2 separate regions of the Homo sapiens genome follow, and region 1 is linked to region 2. The links are chromatin contacts, found by Hi-C or POLR2A ChIA-PET in ENCODE. All regions are on one chromosome and are shown on one strand. Each heading gives the region's core, a stretch centred on a gene start or an enhancer-like site at or near the end of the contact. The rest is flanking DNA. Distances are from core to core; before and after follow the strand shown. Region 1 overlaps FER (FER tyrosine kinase). Region 2 has its middle 85 kb from the start of LINC01023.

What was found. A loop is a pair of places that touch in the nucleus more often than their neighbours do. ChIA-PET counts read pairs that join two places held with the same protein, here RNA polymerase II (POLR2A). Pooled maps may share reads with other maps.
Region 1: a loop to region 2 is called in a map of endothelial cell of umbilical vein, with 2.2 times the contacts of the local background. The contact joins two enhancer-like sites. A Hi-C loop is called at or near these places in 1 of 168 maps with a recorded cell type or tissue (endothelial cell of umbilical vein) and 4 of 50 pooled maps. POLR2A ChIA-PET finds 5 or more read pairs at or near these places in 1 of 52 experiments (PC-3).

What each region holds. Positions count from the first base shown.
Region 1 is chr5:109,189,141-109,195,924 of GRCh38, forward strand. FER (FER tyrosine kinase) reads left to right here. Exons shown (of 20, transcript NM_005246.4): 20 at 1-6,784. Among named protein-coding and RNA genes, the nearest start is that of PJA2, 220 kb to the right of the region's middle. RefSeq lists silencers at 4,695-4,895, 4,935-5,135. Within about 2 kb of position 2,156, at least 3 of the 41 ENCODE cell types and tissues checked have a DNase peak (open chromatin) inside an H3K27ac peak, as active enhancers do.
Region 2 is chr5:108,640,557-108,646,958 of GRCh38, forward strand. No RefSeq gene overlaps it. Among named protein-coding and RNA genes, the nearest start is that of LINC01023, 85 kb to the right of the region's middle. RefSeq lists an enhancer at 1,772-2,066. Within about 2 kb of position 1,720, at least 3 of the 41 ENCODE cell types and tissues checked have a DNase peak (open chromatin) inside an H3K27ac peak, as active enhancers do.

The DNA of each region.
Region 1 (6,784 bases), core at 906-3,405, 550 kb after region 2:
AGTTAAAACTAGGATTCTGTATCTTAACTCTTATCTAGGGAACTTACTTACTTACCCCATGATCTGTATATAGTTGCCTCTCAGGATAAATGCATATATAGAAGATGGTCATGCTCAGGGCTAAATATGTTCTGGAAGCCTTTTATAAGTTCTCAGGCCTGTGTCCTGGTAAACATTACCTTAGTGATTATTTGGTCTGCATTCATTGGAAGAGCTTAGGGATAGAAAATGCCTCCTGCCCTCTCCAGCTGTTTGCTGCCTGTACCATCGCACAGAACTCACACCAGTACTTTAGAGTATGAAAGATAATACTGAAGAGAAAAGTGACTTGTATCTAACATTTCAATCTCCTTGCAGATTTCATACATACTTAATGATTAGTACATTCAGACTAAAGGGAAATTTCTTTTGATGGCACGTACTATGGTAAATCAAAGCGCAAACTCAGAAGTGCTATGGTATTGAGGCACTTACCAACCTTCAAAAGTAAGAGTAAAATGGGATATTCCTACCCTTTTTTTTAGTATTTCTAAGTGAATCTCTGTAATATTCTTTGTCTGTTTAAAGAAAACAGCCTCCCATCTCATAGTGGCTTCATGCTAAGCTCTCAGCAAGGAGAGAGAATGATGGTTTTGGCTTTAGTTTTATGAACAAGACCTAAAGCTTAATCCTGACATTCTGGTGTTAAGAATGAACACAGCATTGATATTTCACTTATCCAGGCTGTTAGAATTTGCAGTTCACATCATTACTCTGTGCTTAAATTTAAAAAGCTTTTCAAAACATCGTGACATGTGTAGCATTTAAATTCCATTTTATTCTTTGTCCTAAAGCAGGCAGTGGTATAGTTCAGGATTAATAACTTATTGGGAGTCTCTCAGTCATATAGAATATTAAATTTAATATAGTCACATGCATTAAGAAAAACTTACGCAAACAGTTTTTCACTGTTAATTTTGTTGTGCTTGAAGCATAATTTATTCATCCCTTCTGTCACTGATAATTAATTATTGGAATTATATACTTTAGGAGGCTAATCCATGCCCAGGAAGCACGAACATACTGTTCAGAATGTGCAAGTTGATGTAGGGAAAGGAAGATTCAGAAATGTACAAAATCCTGTGATTTGTTTAGTAAGAAAAGAGTTGTAACCAAAATTTCTTCTGGTCCGGATGTAATTAGTCCAGTCACAAATCTTTGTGTTGTTAATGGATTATTCAAGATATATATATATATTCTTACTACTGCATAGTTCCTCTCATAAGTCCTTAAATTTATTAAAAGGGGGAGGTAAACACAAGCAGTCTGTGTCTCACTGGTCACTAAGGGGCCTTTATGAGACAGTTTAGGTTGTTCATCATTTCACAAGGAAAGAAATTTTTCACTGTTAAATTAACATTTATTACCAACATGTGAAACCTAAAATTAATTTTGCATTCCATGTAATCTAAGGCCAAAGCCAACATATTCTTTCTCTTCTGGGAAAATAAAATTGACAGGTTTTGTTTAAACTTCAGAAACTGAAGCTTTATTTCAGCCTGTCCTGCCATGAGGTCTCCAGTGAGAGGTCTCCAGTGAAAGGTCTCATGTAATTGTTTCTCTTTTATCTCCCAAATTTAATGTGGGCAATAAAATTCTCCTTTCGTAATTCACTGTTTTATTACAAATACGATATTACTGAAACATCTTATTAGCAGATAAGTATAGACCAGGAGCCTAACTGTGTTAGATATTTTCAGTGCACATTTCACAGTTGTTTTTCATTTTAGGATTATTTTGAGAAGAAAAAATGTTTTGTAATTGAAATAGTTTTAATTTCCTTTAAACCATAATTTGGTTTTTCTATCTATATTATATTCAGTTCAGTTTTCCCATATAACTTTTGTGAAGATTGGCTAGTACCACAAAATAACTATGGCTTCACAATACTAGTGTTAGATTATGTCAAGAAGAAAGTGTTTTAGTTACAACATACGCCACCCACTGAGGACCTTGTAGTGGGATAAACAAAAATTAAAATGCAACAATCCAAATAAATTATAATGTAACAATACAAATATCTGAATCATAAGTCACAGTTTTTCAGGGTTCTTTCAGTCACACCACTTTATAATTAATTCTGGTGAGTCATCAGATGTAGGAATGTACCTGAAAACCTTACTTAGTATACTGTGTACACTGTTTAATGGCCATGCATCTTTTGAAGTTTGATATTTTCTGAAAAAGCATTGTTTGCCTCAGCCCTCTTCTTTTTACGTATACTCCATTTATCATTGATATTTTAGATGTTTCTTATCAACAAAATTGGCTGCCCTGGTTAGTGCTGAGTCATCGCAAGACTTGCTTTTGCATTTAGGAAGCCACACCCTCCCACAAAACAGAACAGTGCAAAATAAGCAGCAGAGAGACAGACAGTTGGAAAAGACATGTTTTCTTTAGGTATTAATATCTTAATTAAATGGAATCAGATTTTGTATGGAAATGAGTTTATATTACATTTCCATTATACTAAGTCAGTGTGAAAGTTTACCATCAAAATAGCGTTACTTCTTTTATGACTAACTCTGATTTGCTTATACATATCAGAATGATATTCATTAAATATTTTAATTTCATTTATTTTTCTATGTTTTGATTAGTTTCACATCAAGTCTGAATACTATATTTTGGAAGAATCCAAAACCACATATGAAGATACTGATTTTAAAAGTCAGGATTTCATGTACCAAGAATGACCTACTTGAAGGAGATTTTGCTACACTCTTAGAGTCCCAAAAATTCCCCTTTAAAAAAAATGCTGTCCTACAGAAGGTGTATAAACTATACCTTAGCCATAATTCAATTTAATGAAATACTACCCCATTAAAAGCCATCCTCCTGCCTCATACCGATTCAGAAATTAAATTCTGAACTTTTAGTGTAGGCATTAGGAATCACTTAGCCACTTAATAAGGACTGAGATTCTTGGGTGGCAGAAAAATCCTGGTGTGCTAGATTCTTAGTCACTTTAAACTGCATAGAAGTAATGAGCATAGGCTTCAGTATATTTAATAAGGTGCTGAGGCAGCAGATTCAAATGCAAAAGAGGGAGGAACCAGTTATTCCAAGGCAGGATGATGCACCCCCACACAGAGTGTGGAAAAATTAAAGTGAAACAAAGATTTGGACAGTGTCATTAGGAAGCCTGAGGAGAACATGCTACAAGGCCAGATCCTGTCCTATGGAAAATAAAAAAGATCAGCAGAACTAAAGCAAAAGCAGTCATCTCCAGTGTGTGGGCCTTAGCAAAGAGTAAACCAAATACCTCTCCTTGTGTTAGGAGCACTGTTATATTCCCAGCTCAGAGATGATTGTGTGCTGGGAAATGCTTATATTCATTATTTCCCAACTAATGCATTTGGACATATGTATTCCAGTTTTTCAAAGACACTACCCAAAGCTTCTTTACATTTGCATTGGTTATATTTAATATTTCTTAAGCTAAGATCACTGATTATCCACACGTTATTAGAAATCTTTGGTTACAGTGAGGCTTAACCTGGGCTAAAGTCTCCTAAATGGGACTACACTTAGATCCGCCCTATTTCACCTTTGGACTAACGTTGACTAAATGGCTCCTAGAGTTACCCACAGAGGGAGCTTACTATGATGAGAGCTACTGTGGGGAAACATAGTATTCAACAGAGAAATGGAAGAATACAAGTAGCAATGTTCCTTGTCTTCAATAACATTTGAGGGAAAGGAATCTAGAAATCCTAAAGCTTAGTCAGGGTGCCTAAGGTAAGACACAAAAAGAAAGAGACATCCAGAAAGGAAGGTTGAAAGGAAATGAAGGGCAGTAACAAAGCACCAATGTAAAATGACCCATAGCCAACAATAAATGCAATAACAATAAAGGAAACTAACCCTCACAAAGGGTTTGAGGAGCTTCCTGCTGTGTGTCCTTAAACAGTGCGTGCCTCTTAAGTCTCTACAACACTTTTTTAAAGGGCATTGAATTGGACATTGGTTTAATTTTTACCTACGCTCCCTATAATCTCAGGAGGTAACCATTATTTAATCAGAATTACCCTTGCTCTGTTTATCTGTGAGGCCTCAGACACAACGGTGGTTCAGCCCTCTCCCTAAGCAGTAGCAAGCTGAGTAATGGCACACATATGTCTAGGATAGCCAGCATTCAGGAAAATTGCTGTGAACCTCCTGTTTTTAATTTTAATATAGAAAAAGTCTTTCAGGTTTGTGACACGAAGACAGATTTAGCTTCCCACTTGTCAGCAAATTTGTAAAAACCTCAAAACAAATGAATATTTGGAATTCACTCTAAGAGATACAAATCCTGAATTTCTAACTATCTTCTCAAATATTACTGAGGCCAGCAAGATGCAAGTGTTCTACAAAATAATGAACTGTTCTAAGTGACAGTGTTGATGCTGGAAGTGGAATGTTATGTTTTCGCTCAGCTGTATTCATTCAGAAAGTTTTTCTTGAACATCTGCCACATGAGGTGCAGAGAATACTACCAGGTGCTAGTTTTTCCAGTATTTGACTTCTGATTACTATTTCCTTTTCTCATCTTTAGTTTTTCAAGATTTTGCTTTACCAAAATAGTAAAGCCTTTATCATCAGCTTATATTGAATAATGTTGTAATTGGTTTCAATCAAAGTTTCTCCTCAGGTACTTGGGGGCCCCTAGCCTTCTAAGGAACTCCCAGGCACCTACTTAACAAGGCCAGCTACACACTCAGTATGTGATAAGCCCCATGATGGATGCAGGTTAGAATTCAAAGACCTGGTTGGAGTCCTAGATGTGGAGACAGGATGATCAGGTCACACTTGTTAGATGACTAACACTATCAGTAGAAGCTCTTGAGAGATTTTCCTAACGCAGCAAGATTTCTGTGAGTAGAGGTATCCTGGGAGGTATCCTGGGAGGCAGCCTATTGACTTGACCAAGTAAGCTGATCAGGTGGCCTCCTCTACCCACTAAAGAAATGTGTAAACACTAGCAATAATTGCTTTATCTTAAACTCCTGGACATACTCAGTTCTTCCATTCCACTGTTCTATTGCCAATACCTTTTGTTGTTTTCTTCACACTCCTCTTGGCAGCAAATGTCTGAAAGTATTTCAATTGTGTAATGTTAAGGAGTTTTTTCATAGCTTCAGAAAAGAGGGCAGCAAATATGAAGCCTTAAGTTCAAAATAAGTCATTCTACCTAGAAATACAGACCCCAGAGCACATTGCATGAAAATACCTGTACTCTGCAGTTCCTCAAAGCAGTATTCTTCCTGAAAAGCCAAACACCACACCTATTTTCCTATTTGCTAAGAATCAGAATAAGCACGTTGTAAATAGTATCCAAAGCAGATTCTAAAATGACATAGTAAGAAGCCAGATTCAAATTGTAACCAAAGAAGACAATAGAAATCCCACTTTACCCCACTGTCATCAGTTAGAACACCCTTGCAAAAACTGTAACCACTTAAGCAATTCATCTGATCCCAGAAGATCATACCTTCTTTTGAAAGTATAGGACAGATATCAGTGGGAAACGTCGGCGTTCTGAGCAACACAGGATAAATGTAGGAGGGCCTTAAAAAATAAATCTCAATTCATACACTGGAGCAGCAAAAAACTGAGCAGGAAAGGAAACAGAATCCAAAGTCATTTTTCATATAGCTGTTGTCAAATAGTATAACCTTGGTGTCTTCTTTGAGTTGCCTGGACAGTATTTATGAAACAAAAAACTAAATGCCCCCCATTTGGGGACGGGGGGAGGGGTTCAGACCTCTAACCTGGATTCAGAGCCTTAGAGGCCGAGAGGGAATCTGGAATCTGGTATTACTGAGATCCTAGGTAAAAGAACCAGCCTGGCAGTCTTTCCCACCTCATTGGTCCGTGCTTTTATTTTTAAACCCAAAAGAAAGAAAGAAACACACCCTCTTATGTAGGAATTTCCCTTTTACAAATAATTTGACCTGGTAGAAATAAACTTGCCTGCCTGCTCTTAAATGCCAGACAGTTGGAAGCAAATGCCGAGGGAAAGGTGCCCAGAGCCATGCTTGATAGGACTTTGAATATTTTCTCCTTAATTAAAGTACGTTGCTTGTATTTAGACTATAAGATGCTATGGAGGTCTATCCCATGCCATGCCAATGTGAATTGCTTTGCTTCAGTAACAATCAGAAGACCAGTCCAACAGAAAATAACTTGTCATAATTCCACCTTAGATTCTAGACCTCTCATACCTGCAGTGTACAGAATATGTACATGTTCCAATGGAATTCACTATTTTTGGCTTTAGTGTCAAAGAGATTGGTTCTACAAGGTTCATCTGATTTCCCATAACAAGTAAATTTTATAATCCTATGATTCTAAATTCAATCCCCAATATAGATTCTAAGCATCAAATCAAAATCACAGACAAAGGGGAACTGGTCGAGAGGGGTCTTAGTTATTTCAAATCCATGACCAAAGTGTCCAAAGACATGAAACTCTTATACCTGCTGAGCATTTCACTTTACTATACAAAATGTCAGCTACCCAGTTGCATCCTGTGACATGATCAGACTGTCAATGTGGACCAGTGGCCAGGAGCATATTTATGGGCCATTTCTGTTCATCATTCTTTACAGAGCATTGAGGTTTCCCACTGAAACAGCTTCTTTAGTCAGACGTCTATAGATTTTACATAAATTTACATTTAAATGCATTAAGTTAGATGGCCCAATTGAGCATCTGAATGAATATAGTGGGGGTTGGTGGTGGTGCAAATTCTGCTGGC
Region 2 (6,402 bases), core at 470-2,969:
AGCTGAGGACAAAACCAGAGCCAGAGCCTCCCATGATGATCAACTTTGCTGTATGTCATGTTCCACAGAGTCATTGCAAGGCTAACTTTGGTCAGAGAGTGCTAAAGTGGAGGTGCCAGAAAGAAGGAGAATGTGGACCCCATGCCGGACACATGTTTGCATATATTATTTCATTTAGTCTTCACACTCACCTTGACTGGTTTATAAATGGAGAATCTTTCATGTCAAGAGGTTAAGTAACTTGCTCAAGGTCAAACAGCTAAGAAGTGACAGCAACAGGATTAAAATCTTGGCTGGGCGCAGTGGCTCATGCCTGTAATCCCAGCACTTTGGGAGGCCAAGGTGGGCGGATCACCTGAGGTCAAGGGTTCCAGACCAGACTGACCAACATGGAGAAACCCCGTCTCTACTAAAAACACAAAAATTAGCCGGGTGTGATGGCACATGCCTGTAATCCCAGCTACTCAGGAGGCTGAGGCAAGAGAATTGCTTGAATCTGGGAGGCAGAGGTTGCAGTGAGCCAAGATTGCACTCCAGCCTGGGCAACAAGAGTGAAACTCCATCTCCAAAACAAACAAACAAACAAACAAACAAACAAACAAAACAGGATTAAAAAAAAAAAACAGGATTGAAATCTTGCTATAATTTCAGGGCCAAGAGAAAGGCCTATTGTGAGTATAAGTTTATTACCCTACTGACTGATTGATGTATGAAATTTTGCTGTTAAAGCTAATTTTGTATAGTGGTTTTCCAAATGCATTCTTCCAAAAATTACCATTCTAAAGTTTTAGTGGTTTTTCAGTGGTTCTAGAAAATTTTATTGGAATTTCATTTATAAAACAGAGTTCTAATTTGAATGAAATGCATGTGTTATTTACCAACACCTGCAACACCACGAAAATATTCATTTAAATTCTATTGGTTAATTTCATAAGTAAATGTCACAAATTGGGACTTACAAAAAAAGAACCCTGTTTTTTAAAATAACACTTTTTGTGTTGTTCTATAATTGGAATTCTGTTACTGCCTTATTTCTCTGATTCTCTTTTCATCAATATTTACTGAAAGAAGTAATATTCTTTGATTACATTTCCTACACCCCCTTGCTCTCTGAAGCCCACTTCAATCAGAACTCAATCCTGTCCACTCCAACAAAGCTGTGATAGTCTGTGTCATGACTGCCTTGACGAAAGCCAGCCAGGACACCCAAATTCTGGGGTTATTTTTTGCTCTTACCTCACTGGCTCCTCAGAAACATTCAACACAGATAACAGCACCATTCTTCAAATCCTTTCCCCCATGGCTTCCAGGGCACTGTAGTTTCCTGGTTTCCTAACCTCCCTCTCCTGGTCCCCACCACTGGATCTTCTTCCTCACTTTGTCCCCTAATCTACCTGCTGATAACTGGCCCTTACCCTTAGTTTCAGAACCATATATTCAGCCCTTATTTGATATCTCCACAGGGAAGTTTAACAGAGTTCATATTTAATGTGTCCAAAACAATATTCTTGATCTTCCCCTCTCAACCTATTCCTCGCATATTGTGCCCCATCTTGGTAAATGACCTTACTGTCTACCCAGTTGCTCCGACTGAAAATATGAGAGTAACCCTTGACTCCTTTTCCTTTACTTTCCACAGCTAACTGACTGACAGGTCCTATCAGCTTTATCTCCAAAATGTATCCTGAGTCACTCTCTCCAGCCCTGCTGCTACCGTTCCAGTCCAAATAACCAACATTTCTTCTGAGTTTCTGCTCCAGCCTCCTGCTTCCACTCTTTCCCCTTCTCCAGTTCTCCATTCTCCCTGCCATAGCTCAGGGTTTCTCAAGCACGTCACGACGGACAGTTTAGGCTGCCTATTTCTTTGTTGTAGGGGGTAGTCCAGACATGGTAGGCTGTTTAGCAGCATCTTTGGCCTTTGCCCACTAGATGTCAGTAGCACTCCCCAGTGTGACAACTGAAGCTGTCTCCAGGCATGGACAAATGTCCCCAGGAGGCAAAAATCACCCCCTGTTGAGAATCCCTGCCATAGCATGAACAATTTTTACTTTTAAAAAATGAGTCATAATTAATGATAATGGTAAGTAGTAAAATTTAAAATAAAATAAAATAACAATAATAGTAATGTCACTTCTCTCATTTAAACCCTCCAGTGACTCCCCAAGTCTCTTACCACAGCCAGGAAGGCTCTGCATGATCTGGTTCCTGCCAACCTCTCTGACTTTAAGGCCCCCATGGCCTGATTTCTATTCCTTATATAAACAAACTCATTCTCACCTCAAGGCAATCACACTTGCTATTCTTTATATCTAGGGCACCTTTCCCTTAACTTCCTGCATGGCCACTTTCTTTACACAGTGGATCCAACTCCTCAGAAACTTCTCTCACCACCCTACCTCGTGTGTCCCCACATCACATTATCATGTCTGTTTTCTTCCCAGCATCTATAGTTAGTTACGTGAGATGACTTCATGTACATGTTTCCTTATCTGTCTCCTCAGCTACAATATAAACTCCTAGTCTTTTGTGCACACCACTATGTCTCCAGTGTCCTGAACAGTGCCAGGCACACAGTAGGTGCCCAAGAAATACTCACTGAGTTTTAAAATTCTTCAAGAGGCCAGGTGTGGTGGCTGTAATCTCAGTGCTTTGGGAGGCTGAGGCAGGAGGATGGCTCGAGGCCAGGAATTCAAGATCAAGGCAACGTAGTGAGACTCCATCTCTAAAAAAATTATTAAAAATTAGCCAGGTATGGTGTCTTGTGCCTGTAGTCCCAGCTATTTGGTAGGCTGAACCAAGAGGATTGCTTGAGCCCGGGAGTTTGAGGCTGCAGTGAGCTAAGATTGTGCCACTGGACTCCAGTCTGAGCAACAGAACAAGACCCTGTTTCTAAAAAAAATAAAATAATGATGATTCGTCATGTCTTGGATTAACATACTGATGTGGTTATATGCAAAGCTTCTCAGTCTAAATGTTTGCAAGTATTTTTAGTAGAACAGGAGACTGGTCACACACAGCTCAAATAAATTCTCATGTTGACATTATGCATTTGATGGGATGCATGTGGAGAATGTCCCTTTCGTAAGGAAAAGTTATTGGCTTGATTGGATTATAATTGGAGCCCAAATACTAATAAACGAAGTTTGGCAAAGTTAAGACCATGAAACTCATCTTTGTAAGTGACCTAAGCTTGTTGAAACCCATTCCCAGAGGTGAAAGCCTAATGAATCTATCTCTTGTGCCATGGGGCCTTCTGTTGATATAAGCTTTGTCAGGGGAATGAGGTATTGACGTTTTAATGTCTGTGGATTATGGTAATGCGCTTAACTATATTGATCTGTTCAGTATTCTGTACTTGCTTTGTTGCTATCCCAAAACTCCAAAAGAAGGAGGTGTCCAGATGGTCATAACACAGACTATGAAAAGGAATCAAAGAAGTAGAATATCAGTGTAATTCATAAAATATAAGACATCAAATTTTGACACCTCAGTTGAGCCACAGGCCTAATGGGAAAGTACTTAATGGGCTAAATTAATCCTACCACTGACAAAAATTGATGTGCGTGATAAGAATGAAAATCTCCCAACTGACCTGCAGTCTGTGGGAGAGACAGAGAAGTAACTTTATGGGTGAGCCCTTGGGTTCTGCCATTCAGGCAAGGACTTGGAAGTAATGTAGTAATGTAAGTACAGGTAGGGGAGGCACAGAATTCTGGGGTCCCAAGTGGGCCTGGAAAACTCCAAGGCAAGAATCAGTGGAGGGAAAAGCCCTGGGCTCTGAAGTTAGGCAGGCCTGGCTTAGCCCCCCAAGTTCTGCACTTACTAATCACTGCTTATCAGAATGCCTGCCTGCAGGTTCTTTTATATCCCTATGCTTTCATTTTTTTCACCTATAAGGAGAGGGAAAATAATGTTTCTTTTCTCATAAGATGTGAGAGGGATAAAATGTGATAATGTAGGGAAAGTATCAGGACCAGATGAGGCATGTGAATTATCTTCATCCCTGTTTTCTATTTCATTCCAGACAATGTGGCATCTGCTGTAATTAAGATACCATGTGCATTACCTACCTGACCTTGAAATCAGCAAAGACCTTCAGAGAGGGAACCCAGAATCACTCTCCTGTTCTCAGCAGCTTTTGTCAGCTGCCTCAGAGGAAAGATTAGCTTGTGTGAGATGCTGTCATTGAGTTACCCTCTGTTCTGTAAAGGTGATCTAAGGCTTGGCAGGAGCAGTTGGGAGGTAGAAGGGAGAGCTTGGGGAGCATCTGTGCCCACTACCCCAAGTTGCCAGCCTGCAGCAGAAGAGCACAGAGCAGCAGACCCCTGCCCTGCCAGGATGATCCTTGTCACAGATGCCACAGACACTTTACAGCCATTGTAATAGAAGCTGAGTCTGCCAGCCCTGGCTTCTTAAGAGAGGGGATAAACAATAGCTAGCAGATTAAATAATGCAGGACATTTTATATTCAAGTTTGTGAGTTTAGCAGAAACTGAGAGGATAATAAATAAAGAGGACCACGATAGCCTTTAATAAAGCAAACAGACCAAGGAGTCATTCATTTGCCATATGAAGGATTTGTTTTCCAGGAAAATCATGCAAAAAGGCTTAGCCTATTCTGCAGATGAAAAACTGGCCTGACCCTATCTTGCCCAGCTGAATGAACTCTGTGAACAGGATTTTCAAAGTACTCTTTTTCAATTAACGTTTTAATATTCTGAGCCTTTGCATGGAAATTATAACTTTAGCTGTTGAAGATGACTTAAGCGAGTGCCTGATTTACACAAATGCACCCAAGCAATGCCAGTGGCCTTTGCAAATTAGATTTTTAAAATAATTCACAGAGCAGCTTTTTTATGTACTCAGGTGCCTCCCATGCGCAGCCTTCCAGCCTTGTTCTGAAGAACAGAGTTTTCAGAACTGAATGCACATTTCAACTCCTAATTCATACTTCTGCCTTTCCTTTTAGATGACTTCACTACTACTTTCATTTATTGGAATAATTAAACGAAAACTAAAGGTCTTGCAATGAGGAGTTGTCAATCATCAAGTCTTCCTTCATAATTGCCAAATCTCAGGTCATCACTAAACCTTCATTCCCTCTCTCATCACCTTGCATCTGTGTTGTTGCCACAGCCTCCTGATGTTGTGATCCACTCTATACATTGTGGAAGGTGTCATTCTTCAAACATTCCTCTTAACCATGTTATTCCCTGTTCAAGAAATGATAAGAGCAATCTACGAGCTCCAGTCTAAACTTTCAACTCCTTATCCTGACTTGCTTTTTAAAAATTTTTAAAATAGACTTTACTTTTTAGGATAGTTTTAGGATCACAGCAAAATTGAACAGAAAGTGTAGAGAGTTCCTGTATATGCCTTCCTCTCCCACACATACAGCCTCCCTCACTGTCATCATCCTATACTAGAGAGGCACATTTATTGCAATCAATGAACATACATTTACACATCCTTATCATCCTAAATCCGTAGTTTGTATAGAGTTTGTTCTTGATGTGCATTCTGTGGGTTTTGACAATGTATAATGACATGTGTTCATGATTATCATACAGAATAATTTCATTGCCTAAAAATCTTCTGTGCTTTATCTATTCTTCTCCCTCCCACAACCATTGATCTTTTTACTGTCTCCATAGTTTTGCCCTTTCCACACTGTTATATAGTTGGAATCATACAGTATGTAGCCTTTTCAAATTGGCTTTTTTGACTTAGTAACATGCATTTGGTTCCTCCATGGTTTTTTTTTTTCTAGCTTGATAGTTCATTTCTCTTTTTATCACTGAATCTTAATCCATGTGTAGATATACCACAGTTTATTCACTAATGAAGGGAATCTTGGTTGCTTCCAAATTTTAGAAGAAATGAACAAAGCTGCAATGAACATCCTGATATGTCCCCCACCCAAATCTCATGCTGAATTGTAATCCCCAGTATTGGAGGTGGGGTCTGGTGGGAGGTGATTGGATCATGGGGGCAGTTTATCATGAGTCATTTAATACCATCCCCCCTTGGTGCTGTTCTTGTGATAGTGAGTGGGTTCTCATGAGGTCTAGTTGTTTAACAGTGTGAAGCACCTCCCATCTCTCTCTCGGTCCTGCTCTTGCCATGTAAGATGCCTGCTCCCACTTTGCCTCGCACCATGAGTAAAAGCTCCCGGAGGCCTCCCCAGAAGCAGTTGCTGCTGTGCCTCCTTGGACAGCCTGTGTAACTATGGGCCAATTAAACTTATTTTCTTTATAAAGTACCCAGTCTGACGTATTTCTTTATAGCAATGTGAGAATGGACTAATACAGGAAATTGGTACTAAGTGGGCAGAGGTTGGAAGAGTTTGGAGGGGTCAAAGGAAGACAGGAAGATGAGGGAAAGTTTGGAATGTCCTGGAAA